2 separate regions of the Homo sapiens genome follow, and region 2 is linked to region 1. The links are chromatin loops, found by intact Hi-C in ENCODE. Cell type or tissue: PC-9. All regions are shown on one strand.

The links. Hi-C counts contacts between places; a loop is a spot of excess contacts. Peaks named below come from ENCODE experiments on the same cell type or tissue, not always from the same donor. Only the 100,000 strongest peaks of a DNase experiment are listed, where the experiment ranks them.
Region 2: it touches region 1 in a loop (4-fold over the local background); 3 of 110 quality-filtered maps call a loop at or near these places.

The regions. Positions count from the first base shown.
Region 1 is chr4:152,977,119-152,985,118 of GRCh38, reverse strand. FHDC1 (FH2 domain containing 1) reads right to left here. Exons shown (of 12, transcript NM_001371116.1): 12 at 5,448-8,000. Among named protein-coding and RNA genes, the nearest start is that of FHDC1, 45 kb to the right of the region's middle. In PC-9, no CTCF peak of the experiment used is centred here; DNase peaks (open chromatin) are centred at 938 and 3,538; H3K27ac peaks cover 5,223 bases.
Region 2 is chr4:153,112,734-153,120,733 of GRCh38, reverse strand. No RefSeq gene overlaps it. Among named protein-coding and RNA genes, the nearest start is that of TRIM2, 88 kb to the left of the region's middle. RefSeq lists an enhancer at 7,964-8,000. In PC-9, no CTCF peak of the experiment used is centred here; a DNase peak (open chromatin) is centred at 4,963; H3K4me3 peaks cover 495 bases; H3K27ac peaks cover 990 bases.

The sequences.
Region 1 (8,000 bases):
GCTTGGTGGCGGGTGCCTGTAATCCCAGCTACTCAGGAGGCTGAGGCAGGAGAATCACTTGAACCTGGGAGGCGGAGGCTGCAGTGAGCCAATATTGTGCCACTGCACTCCAGCCTGGGAGACAGAGTGAGACACTGTCTCAAAAACAAAACAAAACAAAACAAAACACTTTTGATGTGATGATGATGATGATGATGATGATAACCAGGAAGCCTCTTCTCATGGCATGCTAAGGTGCAGCTGGCCTTCCCAGGAGGTGACCCCCATGAGGGACAAGTGGCCTTCAGGGCCTACTTGATCAGCCCAGCAACTGAGTTTGGGGCAGTCATTTCACAAGTTCAAGTATCCCAGTGGAAGGGGCTTTGAGGCCTCCAGCCCAGGGAGGTAGGTAGATGTGCAGCTTTGGCATGAACTCATCCTGACCCTGAGGATTTATCTCTGTTGTGTTTTGGAACAACACAGAATAAGATTAATAACACCACTAGGTTCTTATTAGCCTTTTTTAAGCTTAAATGGTCTTGGCAGCCTCAGTTGCTCACCGTGAAGCATGGTGCCCACACTCTGACTGCCTGGTCATTCTCCTCGTCTTACTCCAGCTCATCAAGGTTCCTCCTGAAAGGGAGGTTCCAGGGCTGAGGACAGTGTCCAGTGACCAGGTGGGCCTCATTCTGGTGCTATCGTTCCAGGAACATTGCCAATGCTAGCCACACGGAACCACTGGTTCACAAGTTCCCCCTTCACAACTCCTGGAAGGAATTCCTCCCTGACAAGTGGGAATGATGTTTGACAAGTGGGAATGATATTTGACAAATGGGAATGACGTTTCACCTCCTGCTTGGTCACTAGGACAGCAGGAATGTGGTGAGTAACTGTGTGCAAAGCCACGAGCTTCTTGGAAGACAAGCTCCAGCCAGAGTTCAACCCATTGTGAGCTGGTTGAGAAAAGCAGGGGCTTGAGAAAGAGCTGAGAACAATTAGACACTTTACCCCGCTGCTTATCTAGTGACTCCAGTTCTATTGTATTGGAGTCGATCTTGAACTTGGGAGTAGGAGGCCCTGTGGGGGTGGGGAAGCTGTTCTGCTGCCTCTGTCTCTCAGCAGTGGTGAAGAAGCCTGCCCTGCAGGGAGCCCACCTCTTCCCTCTCCTCCCTGGGGATGAATCAGCTGGTGGGAACCTCTTGTGCCTTGGGAAAGAAGGAAATAAAGCCAATGGGAAGCTGACGGCTCCACTCAGCCATAGCTGAATGGAGGCACTGTTCTTTCTGCTGAGGCAGCTTCCAAAGCTGAATCATCATTTTCTTTTTTTTCTTTTTTTTTTTTTTAGATGGGGTCTCACTAGGTTTCCCAGGCTGGTCTCAGACTCCTGGGCTCCAAGTAGCTAGGATTACAGGCGTGTACCACTGAGCCTGGCTGAACTATCGTTTTCATTCAAATATAGCTCAAACCCTTCTTCAGCACTTGCCTAGGCTAGCAAGACCGTCCCTGAACGTAGCAAGACTGTCCAGATTCTTCCAACAACCTTGTCAGACTGATGAGCAGCCATTGACAGCACGGGAGTGGGAAAATGGTCAATTATTCTATGCTGGCCACTTTGGAAAGAATCAGGCTCAGTCCTTCTTCCGGGGAGGGTTTCCACATCCTAAAATAGGGTGGGAGCCTGTCTTGCCGCATCCCTTCTTCTGCCTGCATTCTGAGTCAGCACCCTGGAGAGCTGCATCCCACCCCCTTCCTGACCGGTGAGGTCAGGGCAGATGCCGGCCGGCCTGCCTGGCCCCAGCACAGAGCAAGAGGGAAGGAACCAAAGCTGCTAGATGGGGCTCCCAAGGCCCAAGTTGAAGTGATCCTCGTGAAGGCTGTGGAAAGCTCCAACACCCATGAAGTCCAGGGAACAGGGTTCCAAAGAATAGCTTTGCTGAAAAAATTCTTACTGGGGTACTCAGACAGGGGTGTGGCATTGTTCAGCACTTGTTAGTAAAATGCTTCACATACACTAAATTATAATCTGTCCAAAGGGCAGCTATGGCAAGATGCTAGTGAAGTGTCACTTCCAATGTTCCCCCAGGAGCCATTGTTATGGAAGCTCTAATGTTGTGTGACTGAGAGCTCCAGACTCTCGGTGGCCATGCATATGACTGCAAGTCTTTATGTTTTAAGATCTAAGTTAGACCAGCTCCCCAGACTCCTTTGAGGCAGCTCTCCTCTTAATCGGATGCTGAGCTCAGAGTAAATGCTTCTGTCTTGCTTGCTCAGAGTGAAACACACCTACATTGCCTGGACAGAGGCTCTAAGAGGGGTCCAGCATGGAGAACAGCTCATTAGCCTGCATGGGAATCGTGGAATTCTTACCAGTCTGCCTTCTTGCCTCTCTCCAGCTTAGTGGGTCTCAACAGCAGAAGGGAAAATGAATCAGTGGAAAATTGCTAAAGTGAAAATCTGGGGGCCCATCAGAAAGATTCTGGCTTGTGAGTCTGGGGTGGGACTAGGAATCACCACCCCCAAGTAATTCTGCTGTGCGCAGGAGCACTCCATGCTGTGAGTGCCACTGGATGCTCCAACACTGTCAAGTCAGGAGCACCGAGGAAAGCTCACCACCTGCAGTGAACATCCCAGCTCTCACCAAGGTGGCTCACTTCCCCAGCTACCAGCTAGCCTTGGCTCATGGGTCCACGGCCCTGGCCACACAGGTGGCCTCCCCACAGCCTCTGCCACCTTCTCATTAGTTGTCTAGCAGGCTAGGCTGAATCCAGCCTCCCTCCCAGAAAATGAAGGCAGAGGATGTGCACCCTTCTGTTGGCCCAGTGTGCTCTCTGTTAGGAAGAACAGCCAAAAGGCAATTGCAGTTATAGAAATGACCCATGTTTCCTGGAGTTGTCCTGGGAGATGGAAACCCCTGTGTCTGCCTCTGCATTCAGCCCCACCTCAAGAGCAGAGAGATCTTTTCTTCTCCAGCAGTGGAGAGTGGACACCACTCCTCCGGTCACCAGTGCCCTGAAGCTGCAGTGCCTTCACCTCCACTTGATGGCAGGAGGTAGAAGAGAAACATTCCCGGCACTCCTGACCTTTTCCTTCAGGAACACTGCTGTAAGTGAGCTTCTCTTCTGTAGAAATTCCTGTGGTGTAATCTACCCACACCTGGCGTCTTAGGCCGCCTGGGCTGCTATAACAGAATACCATAGACCTAAGGTCTTACAAACAACAGAAATGTATTTTTCACAGTTCTAGAGGCTGGGAAGTTTAAGATCAGAGCACTGACAAACCCAATGTTTGGTGAGAACCCGTTCACGGACGGTCACTTCTTGCTGTGTCCTCACATGGTGGAAGGGATGCTTGCGCGTCCTCGGGCCTTCTTTATAAGGGCATTAATCCCATTCATGAGGGCTCCAGGTCATGACCTAATCACTCCCCAAAAGCCCCACCTCCTAATCCTACCTCCTTGGGGGTTAGGATTTCAACACAGGAATTTGAGGGGGAGCAAACATTCAGACCACAGCGGACAGGTTAAATAGTTTTCTAATGTGCTATCCTGAAAACATACCCATAATGCATGACATGGTTGCTCTGGGAAAGGGCATTCTGAAATCCTCAAATCTCACCGCAAGCAAACTTGGGGAACATCCTCTGCTTGTGAGCTGGGGACTGCCTGCATGACTCAGCCCTTTAGTGTGTTTCTGACGGGGGCAGGGGAAAGCCCAGGACCTGACTCCAGGAGCCTGGCACGACTCCATCAGTGAGAACCTGGAATAGGCATCCTCCCTGAAACGCCCAGGTGCCTCCCTCCACAGCTCATAGTCAGGGATGTCAGGCTTCTGGTGGGCCCTTGGTAAAGGGTCTGTGAATGAACAACTATGAATGCTGCTTGCGGCCAGTCCAATTGTCCTACCTACCAATCAGGAAGCCAAAAGCCCCATTGCAGAGCTCTGGCCCAGCAGACAGAAAAGCCGTTTTCTTCAACTACCACGTTACTCTTGTCTTCACTTAGGAGATCCAGTGAGCTGTGGGACATCCAAACCGGGAGATATTAGTGGACGAAAAGCCCTGAGGAGCGGGTGCTCTGGGTTGTGTTTTCCACCCTGCCGCAGATTCGGCCTGAGCTATGCATTCTTTCCCCACAGATGCTGAGCAGGGTGATTTTGCAGAGACCCCGGTGCCCCAGTTTGTTTGTGCTCACAGCCCAAATAATTTTAAGCAGCACTTAATGAGTGATCAGATGCAATGTCCTTTATTCAAATTTGGTTTATACATTTGATGATTATATGTGTTTGGGGACACGCACCAAAAAAATTCTCTCTTCTATTTTTCTGACAGGGTTGGAGCATGCAGCAAAAATATAATGATGAATTAAGTTTAAGTTTCAATGGAAAATTCTGTAAAATTGCAAAATGTCATCATTGCCATACGGGGGGAGCTAGGGAAAGGATACTGCACCCTTAGAGGCAGAAATTCACAAATGTACACACCCCCGAAGGTGGATTAATAGTTCTTCCAAAGTCTTCTGGGGTCCCTCACCCTAACACATAAATATGCAGTCTTGAATGAACAATTAGGAGATGGTGGCCCCTTTAATTTAATGAATTTCTTTAGGAGGATGAAGCCACAGATTCTTTATGAAAGCCATAAAATAAAAGGGAAGGAGAAATGGAAGATTACTTGAGACCCATTAGAAAAATAAAAAGCTTTCTTGGTGGGGGGACGGGGGCAGTACATGTCAGTAATCCCTTGAGCAGCAGGACTGAAGGTTTAGGGAGGAGTCTGGTGTCCCAAACTGCTTATAACACAGACAAGACCAACTTCCACATGTTCAGGGAGCAAGCAGCAACTCCCAACAAGAACATAATTTACTCTCATCTGCTGATTCTGACCCAGGGATGTTCCTCTAGCCCACTTCAGATAAAGCAGGCAAGTAGCTAGGACTGAAACATGACATAATCCGAGGTATGAGGTGTATCTGAGGCACAATCGCCACTCCTTTTCAAATATGCACAATGCCGGTCATATCAAGCCATCTCTCCCTCCTCTCTGCTCATTCCTGAGTCAGCCATGAGGTGAGTTGTGATTTCCTAATGGTGTCCTGAACCAAAATGCAGGACACCCAGGACACCATTTAGACTTGCCAGGCCCACGGAGATGACAAAAAACTCAGCTCAGCATGGAATAACGTGAGCTGCGCACTTCATCGACAGCCTGCGTGTCAGAGGCGGGGTTACATCCCCACGGCCTGGGGCAAGGCCCACTCCCTAAGCCCTCAATTATGAGCAGGTTCTGTGCTATCAAGAAGACACACAGCCAACAGCCTCATTTAGGCTCTTGAGCCTTTGGAGGACAAGTCAGCTGTATCCCAACCCTCCCTAGCCTCCTGGATCTCTGCTTCTCTCTGGGCAGGAAATTGAATACTCTCCCAGCAAGATCACACAGACACATCCATGGAAGAAGCTGAGATGAAACATGACTCTCATAAACAGGAACTTTATTAAACTACATGTTACATAAAAGAACATATAAATGGACCATTAAATACATTCAGTTTATTTTAAACAAATTTACATAGATACTTATTTACATTTCTCCATTGTATTCTTAAATTATTTTTCCAAGCTTACTACCGATAAAAGGTAATACAATGATCATCTGCTCACACAGATGCATAGAGAAGTTGTCCACAGGGCTAAGTAAAGCACCACTTCCCAGGAAACACAGCTTATTAGATCTTCCAGCAACAACTCATGCTGAAGGTGCTCTCTTCTGAGCAGCCCTTGAGGTGAGGCTTTTGCTTTAGAGATGCTGGGGGTTGGTTCTGAGGAGCTGACCCAGGGCAGAGATGGGTCCTTGCTGATTGACCTGACTTGGACTCACAGAGGTGGAAAGACCTGTGGAGACCATCATCGAGGCCATGGCCCCACATCTGTGATATGGGAAACAGGCTTGGGAAGAGGTGGTGACTTCCCAAAGTCACCCAGCATCCATGATAGAGGAAGGGCCTGGGAGCTTGGTACCCAGGGTTCCTCCAAGAGGTCCCGATCCCTCTGCTATCCACAAATCCACAAACTTAGAATCACTTGCATCCATTTTCCACCACCATGGACCTTATGCTTTGAACTGTTTTGTCTACCTGATTAAATATATAACTTCTTAGGCTTCTTGAGATGGTGAAAAGCAGCTCAGGATTCCCATAAGCAACTTTGTGGAGCCCTGGAAATACCTACTCAGGGCTGTTTTTACAAGAGGTTTTGTGGTCAGGTGCTTTACTATTTCAGCCATAACGTTTACCTTTAAAACTCAGCTGACTTATGGAAGCTCAGCATTTCCAATTCGCTTAGATGACAGGCAACAGTCTGCAGAAGGGAGGTTCTAACGTCAACCACGTGGATTCCCCACAAACGCATCATATTTGCCTAAATCCATCTATCTACCAATGTCAGATCTAAAATGAGGTTTCACTAATAAGTGACCTAAAATTAAAAAAAACACAAAAAAGTTTCTTAAAAAAAAAATTCCAAGAATTTCCCCGTTTCCCAATTAGTCTCAGAGGAGTCGTGAAATGGGCATTGGGTAGAAAAAGTCCCATGTTTTCAACTGTTTCTTTTGAATAAAGCCTGATTCCCCCACTCTGCCCCCGAACTTTTCCCGATGATATACATTCTTCTGAAAGCAATTTCATGCTTTTAGTCTGCTTTAAAAAACCTGACTTGGTTCTTCTCAGTATTTAAAAACCACTGTACCAAGGAAGAGATGTCCACGTTAAAAACTATTATTAAGAGACAGAGACAAGGAGAGAGAGACTCTCTCCAGGCCATGTTAGAAAAGAAGGAAGTGCTGGGAGCACACAAAGAGAGAAGAAAGGCTGGGAGACAGAATGGTTTGCACCTCCCTGTAACCAGAGTGAACACAGGTCATAGCAGCCTTCACTCAGTTTTATAACAGACACACGAATGGAGGAACATGGGATTGGAAAGACGCACACTGTCAAACAGCCCTGATGCCTTTCCACTAAAATATGGCACTTCTAGATTCCAGAGAAATCCAGCATTCTACCAGGGGCTGCCACCCATCTGCAGGGAAGCCTGCCCTGCAACCATGAGGCCCTCAAGGCTCATACTCCACTGCTCACAATGCGCGCCCTGAATACATGGAAGCATCTGATTTCTGTCTGAGTCCAACTTTCCCTCCTGTTCCTAGACAGACTCACACCCAGAGTCATGCACGGAGAAGTGGGCAAGCCAGACAATCTTCAGGGAGACACAGCCCATCACAGGATACCCAAGGCTTATGGGGAAGTCCAGTTGCCAGCAACGGACCCTGTGTGGGCAGGTGAAACTCTGAAGCCAGAGAACACAGGAAGATAAAAATATCTTCATACTGAGGATATACTGGCCAAGTGTGGTGGCTCACACCTGTAATCCCAGCACTTTGGGAGGCTGAGGTGGGAGGATCACTTGAGCCCAGGAGCTCGAGATCAGCCTGAGCAACATAGTGAGATCCCATCTCTACAAAAGATAAATTAAAAAAAAACAATTAACCAGGCGTGGTGGTGCACGCCTGTAGTCCCAGCTCTGAGGGAGGCTGAGGTGGGAGGATCACTTGGGTCTGGGAGGTCAAAGCTGCAGTGAGCTATGATTGTGCCACTGCAGTCCAGTCTGGGAGACAAGAGCACGACCCTGTCGCAAAAAAATACATATGTATTTTTTTCCTGGGAGGCATTTCACTCTGCAAAAGGAACCAAAACTAGAACATTTCATTTTTGTTTTGTTTTGTTTGAGACAAGGTCTCACTCTGTCATCCAGGCTGGAGTGCAGTGGTGGGGTCCTGGGCTCAAGTGACCTTCCCATCTCAGCGTTCAGAGTGGCTGGGGCCACAGGCATGTGCCACCACACTCGGCTAAATTTTGTATTTCTGATAGAGACGGGGTTTCTCCATGTTGCCTAGGCTGGTCTCGAACTCCTAGGCTCAAGCAATCCACTCATCTTAGCCTCCCAAAGTGCTGGATTACAGGCATGAACCACTGC
Region 2 (8,000 bases), 140 kb before region 1:
TAATTTGACAAATAGAGCTGCATCGTAATCTGTTAACTCTCTTCCCAATAAGTTTATTGTTATAAAATCTGATATGTGATCTACTGTTAAACTATTTCTTATGCTTATGTAAATTATATTCATTAAGCTGAAACCTCTTTAAGCTTCAGCACTAGATATGACCTACTTTTAACTTTAATCTGAATTATTAACATTTTCTCATCACTTTCTTAATTCTAGACCAGGGTTGACAAACTATGGCCAGTGGGCCAAATCAGGCTCACAGACTGTTTTGCAAATAAAGTTTTATTGGCAAACAGCTGCACCCATTTATTTACCAATGGTTTGTGGCGGCTTTTGCACTACAAGGGCAGAGTTGAGTAGTTATAACAGAAACTGTATGGACCACAAAGCCTAAAATATTTACTATCTGGCTCTTTACAGAATAAATTTGTCGACCCTTAATCTAGTTGATCACCAAAACAACAAATCAAGCCCTGATCCACTGTGTTAGTAGGAAATACTCTCATCGTGGCCAATTTCAAGTTACCGGTGTGAACTCCAGTCAGGGAGAGGTGCTCAGTAGAACACCATTACACACACAGACACAGAACATGCTAATAACCTTCAGAGCAGAGAGAACAGAAAAATGTAGTACAAAAATTTGGAGTGACAAGTTTTGAGTTCTTTTTACCTTTGTTATTATGATAATTTATTGATTTTTGAGTTTATACAATTTAATTTTTAATAATGGCTATGTTCAGCAACTGCCTCCTTGTGGGGACAAAAGTGACTCCATCTTGGATGCTAATCTGCCATCTTGACTTCTGATTAGCCCAGTCCTGTGAATGACTCCTGATTCCTACTTTATTTACTGTCCATAGCATAGGAACATGCAACCTTGATGTTATCACACAAATTATAGGCTGTGATGCACAGAACATTCTTGCCTGTTCCAAAGGATTGCCTTTAATTGTCTCACTGGAGCACGCATACCCTTTCCCTATAGTACATAAGCCCTCAGTGTGGGGAGGAACAGTGTGGAAATCCACCTGTCTTGTGGCCACCCAAGCCCACGCTTCTGTCTGTAAGTTCCCCAATAAAACAAACTGAATTTGTCTGCCTTGTTCTTTGGTTTCTTGGCTCCGTCAGCATTTGAGGACCACTTTGCAAATGCAGCCCTTTCATCGAACACTGACAACATTCCTAAATATTTAACAGTTGGTTCTTGTGAACTGATACTGGCCAATCCCAGTACACCACCGCCACCTCCCAGATAAAAAAATCCACAGCAATGCTGGTTAAACGATAACATGAATTCATAACATTCATTTCTGAGCTTGAAGGAAATAAGATGTGTGACACTGTGATATAATAACAAACACATATTTCGTCTTTGTAATATGGTTCCTGGCTCAGAGCCCCTAAAACCCCTGTAATTCCCTGAGCATTAGTGGTGACAGCAGTGTGTTTTGTCACTTCTCATAAGCCCCCTTTCAACCACACCTTATTATGCTGATCAGGTGACTCTCACTGGGGCCCTAGATAGCTTCTGGATGGGGCCTGGTGTCAGAGGAACCAACCACAGGATTAGAAGGTTGGAACTTTCAGCTGGACAGGAGGGGAGAGGGACTGAAGATTGAGTCCATCACCAGTGGCTGATGATTTAATCAATCATGTCTATGTAATAAGTGGAACCTCCAATAAAAACCCCTACATAGAGGGGTTCACAGAGTTTCTGGGTTGGTCAATACATGCACGTGCCAGGAGAGTGATGCACCCAATACATGCACGTGCCAGGAGAGTGATGCACCCCAACTCCACAGGTGAAGTTACAGACCGGGAGAAGATATTTGCAATTTGTGTAACTAGTGAAACATTTGACTCCAGAAAAATTTTAAATCCTGCAATTCAATAAAAAAAAGAACAAATAAATTAATGATTAACAGAAGAGAAAATGTGTATGGCTATTAAAAAATGAAAAATACGCAGGGTGCAGTAGCTCACACCTATAATCCCAGCACTTTTGAAGACTGAGGCAGGCAGATTGTTTGAGCCTAGGAGTTTGCAACCAGCTAGGGCAACATAGTGAGACCCTCTTCTCTAAAAAAATACAAAAAATAGCCAGACCTGGTAGCAGGTGCCTGTAATCTCAGCTGCCCAGGAGGCTGAGATGAGAGAGTTACAGGAAAGGGGTCCTGATCCAGACCCCAAGTGAGGGTTCCTAGATGTCACGCAAGAAAGAATTCAGGGTGAGTCCATAGAGTAAAGTGAAAGCAAGTTTATTAGTAAAGTAAAGGAATCAAAGAATGGCTACTCCATAGACAGAGCAGCCCTGAGGGCTGCTGGTTGCCCATTTTGTGATTATTTCTTGGTGATATGCTAAACAAGGAGTGGATTATTCATACCTCCCCTTTTTAGACCATATAGGGTAAGTTCCTGACATTGCCATGGCATTTGTAAACTGTCATGGCGCTGGTGAATGTGTAGCAGTGAAGACGACCAGAGGTCACTCTCGTGGCCATCTTAGTTTTGGTGGGTTTTAGGCGGCTTCTTTACTGCAAAATTTTATCAGCAAGGTCTTTATGACCTGTATCTTGTGCCAACCTCCCATCTCATTCTGTGACTAGATATGCCTTAACCCTCTGGGAATGCAGCCCAGTAGGTCTCAGCCTCATTTTACCCAGTTCCTATTCAAGACAGAGTTGCTCTGGTTCAAACGCCTCTGACAGGAGGATCACATGAGCTTGGGGAGTCGAGGCTGCAGTGATCCTAGATAGCACTACTGCATTTTAGCCAGGGGGGACAGAGTGAGACCCTGTCTCAAATTAAAAAAAAAAAAAAAAGGAAAAAATGAAAAATATGTTCTACCTCATTAGTAATCAAGGAAACGCAAATCAGCATAACCATGAGATGGCATTTCATCCCTATCGAACTGGCAAAAATGTTAAAAACCTAAAACCAAGCACAGTATTGGCAAGGATGTGGGTAAATGTGGAGCCTCATTGAGCTCTGGCGGGAATATAAATGGCACCATCACGTGGGAGAGCAATTTGTCATCTAAACAGCAAACATGGAAAATGGAAAGTGCTAATCAGTAGGAAACTGGTTAAATAAATCGTGGTGATATTCATATATTGGAATGTCATACAAATGAACAAAGTAGATGTACATGTATCAATATAGATAGATTTGAAAATACTGCAAAATAGGTATAAAAGGCACATGATGGATATATATAAACTATATATGTGTTTATAAAAACACTGAACAACAGTATATATTTTGAATTTATAAAACCATTGGTAAAAGGCACATACCAGTTTCAGGATCATCACTTCTGGATAGAAAGGAAGGGAAGGAGATAAATGGGTTGAAAGTGAGGACTTCAACTGTATCTATAAAGATTTAGATTGATTGAAAAATGTTAAAATGTGTTCAATGTTGGAGGTCGAAACATGGGCATCTGTGTTTTGTTTCTGTTTTTGTTTTTTAGTGCTTTTTTGTGTGTGTTTGAAGTCTTTTTTTTTTTTTTTTTAAGAGTGTCTAGGAAGTGGTCAGGGCTAATTCCAACCACTTCATAAATTGTAGGAAATTGGAACTAGAAGACCCTTCAGCTCCATCTATTCAGCTCCCTTATCTTAGAAGACAGAAAACAGTAGGGCTAATGTTTATGTTTATCTATCATCTGTCTGTCTATCTATCTATCATCTATCTATCTATCATCTATCTATCTATCTATCTATCTATCTATCTATCTATCTATCTATCTGTCTATCTATCTATCTAATGCAATTTATAGATGGAAAATTTCCTGATTATTTTCTGGCATATATTTTGCACATAGTAGGCAGTCATTCAAATACTTGTGAAATGGAGGCTGGGCGGGGTGGCTCATGCCTGTAACCCTAGCACTTTGGGAGGCCAAGAGAGGCAGATAACATGAGTCCAGGAGTTCAAGTCCAGCCTGGGCAACATAGCGAGACCTTGTCTATATAAAAAATACAAAAATTAGCCGGGTGTGGTGGCATGCACTTGTGGTCCCAGCTACTCAGGAGGCTAAGGTGGGAGGATTGCTTGAGTCTGGGAGGTGGAGGTTGCAGTGAGCTGAGATCCTGCCACTGCATTCCATCCTGGGTGACACAATGAAACCCTTTCTCAAAAAAACAAAAACAAACTTGTATAATGGATAGGCACCCCCAAAAGTGTCCACGTGCTGCCTATTGCATTCATTTGCTCATCACTTACCTTGCAGGTGCATAGACTGAGGCCTGTGGCTTCAAATCATGTCACTGCTCTGATGCCTACGTCTACTCTGAACTAGTGGTTTTTAAATTAGAGTGTCATCTGCGAACTTAATAAAACTGCAATTTCTTTGGTTTTAATGCCAAAGACACTGATTTGGTGGATGGAGGTGGGGTGGATGGAGGTGGGGTGGAGGGAAGTGGGGGAGGTGGGCTGATTTGGGAGGTGGCGATGGAGTTATTTTAATGTGCACTTCAGATGTTGCTAATGTGCTGGCCTGCAGACTGCGCTCTGAGAACAGCAGCTCCAGCGTCTTGGCCACCTTCACTAAATACTTGCCTTGGTTTCCTCTTCTTTAAAAAAAAAAAGAAAAGAAAAGAAACCAGGGGAAAAAGGAGGCCTGGCTTACTGCTGGTGAACATGAAACCTCAGAAACCAGGGCAAGGCTCATCACCCAGCTTCGTGGAAAAAAATACCAGCCTAGTCGCCAAAATGAAAGTAGATTACCTCTGTGGCTAAAAACGGAAGCGGCAAGTTTCCACTGCAAGTGCCAGGGTTGGTAGAGAAATGGTAAGGCAGTGCTTAAGAAAAAGGAGTCCAGTCTTTCTCCCCCCTACCACCCCACCTCCCATCTTGATGGGCAGAGGGAGAAAAACAGGAGGAATCCAGCTGAGAAAGTCCCTGATTTATTAACAACTGTGTACTGATGACTAATCACTTACTAATGTTTGCAAAGTGCTTGGAGCCTTTCTATAAAAAGGGGACAAAATGTGGGCAACATATTCATAGTTATGACATCAAAGAAGAGGCCCAGCAGGAACATGAAGATGGCCGCTGACATGCCACATGCAGAACTTGCTAGCAGGACAGACAGACAGGACAGACTGGTGGCCAGAACTTTGGAATGGCATAATTAAACATTGTGCCACCCTGCCTCCCTCCCCTGCTCCATTCACGTTCCCTTCCCAAAGCCCCAGAGTCTGTAACAGCCAACAGGTCCAGTGTTGTCTTGCTGAACAGCAATGAGAGCTGCGGACCCTCAGGATGAGCACCATGGGCGGCCGTCACCTCTGCAGCCACCCAGAGTGACACCTGATAAGTCTTAAGGGTGCAGTCAAAATGGCCCATTGCCTTTCCCCCTCCTGGGAAGCCAGGGCACAGGCACCGACCCTAGTGAAGCAGAGTCAGGGATGAGAGGAGGAGGCTGTTTTTCAGGCAGTGACAACGATGGCAGCAGGCAGTGATGACGTCCAGAGTCTGGTGTGCACAGGTTCTAGGGTATGGTTTTGGTTGGGGCTGACCTCAGGGCTCCCTTTAGTCCCGCAGTTTTTCAGTCTTCCCAGTGGCCCTGTGAGCTACCCAGTACTCTTTCAGTCCATTTTTTCTACTTGTAACACCCAGAGCTTGGTGTCCATTGCTTATATCTACGAGCCCCAGCTGACTCACCAACGCCTCAGAGGAGGGAAGAGTTCCAGGCAAAGCAAACTACCCAGTTAAAAAAAAATCCTCACAGTTTCAGAGACGATAACGTCAGGAGCTTCAAAGCCTCGTTTGTTATTGTGGTGAATGGGCATCAGAGCTCTCTATACTTTTAAGAAGTGGCACACGCCTTTTGGCACAGCATTTCCCGGTCTATGACTTTATCTCCAGAGACACTCCCACAAGGACTATGCTAGCTGTTGGGCATGACTGCAAGTGAGATGGTGGCACCATTTTCTGAGGACCGATGGAGGGAACCAGTTGGGTGGTGGGGAGGGGGTTGGGGAGATCAAGGGTGACATTTAGGAAATGTTAAATTTCAGATGCCCCTGAAATACCTAAAGAAGTCACCAAGGAAGGATACGGAGGGCTTAAGAGTCTAGATTCAAATGAAAAAATAAATTTGGAATTCATCAGCAAATGGATGGTGTTTAAAGCTAAGAATGAAAAATACATCGACAGAGAAGAATAAGAGGTTGTATCTAGAGGTCAGGGAGAGGGCGACCTAGTGAGGAAGGTTGATTAGAAGTGTCTGGTGGGATAAGAGAAAAATCTATTTGCTGTATCATGGGCAATGAGAGAGGAGAGGGGTCTAAGAAGAGGGGGTGGGCAGTTGTGTTTCACCTTACAGCCTTCTCCTCTGTCAATTTCTTTCTTCTAGGTGTTTTTATAATAGACAAAGTTGGGTTTGACAGCATGGAGCTTATCGATGCCCTTGACACAGAGGTCACTGACACCCTTGACAAAAGGAGTTTCGGGGGAGTGGAGAAGCCAGAAGCCAGACTGGAGGAGACTGAAGAGTAGGTGAAGAAGCAGAAGGAAGGATGGGTGAAGCCAAGATGTTAGTGTGCAGACCGCTTGTGGGAGAAGTTTTGCTATGAAACAGGATGGGGAAAGGGAGGGAACACTGAGAGTCTGTCGAGCCACAGAAAGACTTCTTCTAATGAGAGATTCCAGCACGTCTTTGTGTGTGAGTGGAAATGATTCAGTGGAGAGAAGATCGAGGGTGCAGGAGGAGATAACTGGAGGAAGGAAGTCCTCCTTCATTCAACCAACACCAAGAGCTTCCCATGCCAGGCATCGTTTGGGTGTGAGCCACAGAGCACCAAGTGGCCTGGGCAAGGCTGCCTCTCTCAAGAGCGCCTGTGCTGGAGTGAGTTCAGGTCGGGGAGCAGGGTGCTTGGGGTGTGACAAGACAGATGTAGCTGTGAGTCTACCTGTGCATTTGGAGATGAGAAGAGAATTGCGCTCCCCTCTGATATGTGTATTTACTCAGCTCCATGTGGGGCAGGTCATGCATTCACCATGGGAGATGTGAAGAGAGAGATGCTGCCGGGGAAAGTCAACTCACAATGGAAATGGACAGAGTAGCTAAGCAGTGCCCATTAGAGGTTTGTGGCCATGAACTTAAAGTGAAACCAGTCAGCCCGACAGTGTGACTTTTCCTGTTGTGGTCAGCTGTGCATCCAAGTCAATACTAGAATCAGCCAAGGTTGAGGTTTTGCAGGATAAGTATGACTTAGAGAAGAGAGAAGCAAGGGGTTGAGGAATTCTGCCAGGGAGAGGTTGTAATGAGGCAACTTGCAGTCTGAGCTGAGTAAGGAGGGCAACAATGAGGGAAGGAATGACAGAAAACGCACAGGCAGGGACGTCAGTGAATGAGAGCCCTTGGGCTAGAGTCCTAGAGCACAAGAGAGCTGGGAGGATGTCTGAGATCGATAATTTAAAGGTGGCTGAGATGCTTGTTATGACAAGGTCTACGGTGTGACCATGAGACTAGAGTGGCTCAGGTGGGAAACAGGATAAGGCACTGAGTTCAGTTGAATGGTGGGCTCCAAAAAGATATGTCAGTGTCCTGGAACTTGCGACCCTGTGACTATAATTTTATTTGGAAAAAGAGTCTTGGCAGATATAATTCAATTAAAGATCAATGGATGAGATCATCCTGGATTAGCCATGTGGGCCCTAAATCCAGTAAGTGTCCTTGTAATAGAAAGAAGGGGAGACAGACACACAGACACAGGAGAAGACCAAGTGAAGAGATTGGAGTTACACAGTCACAGGCCAAGGAACCACCAGAAGCTGGAAGAGGCCAGGAAGAGTTCGCCCAAAGCCTCCAGAGGCACTGTGGCCCTGTCCATGCCTTGATTTTGGATTTCCAGCCTCTAGATCTGTGAGATAATCAATTTCTGTTATGCTAAGCCACCGATTTGAAGCAATTTGTTTCAGCGGCCCTAGGGAACTGCTACTGAGACTTAGAAGCTCTAGTGTTGGTCAGCTCCTCCATACGGATGTAA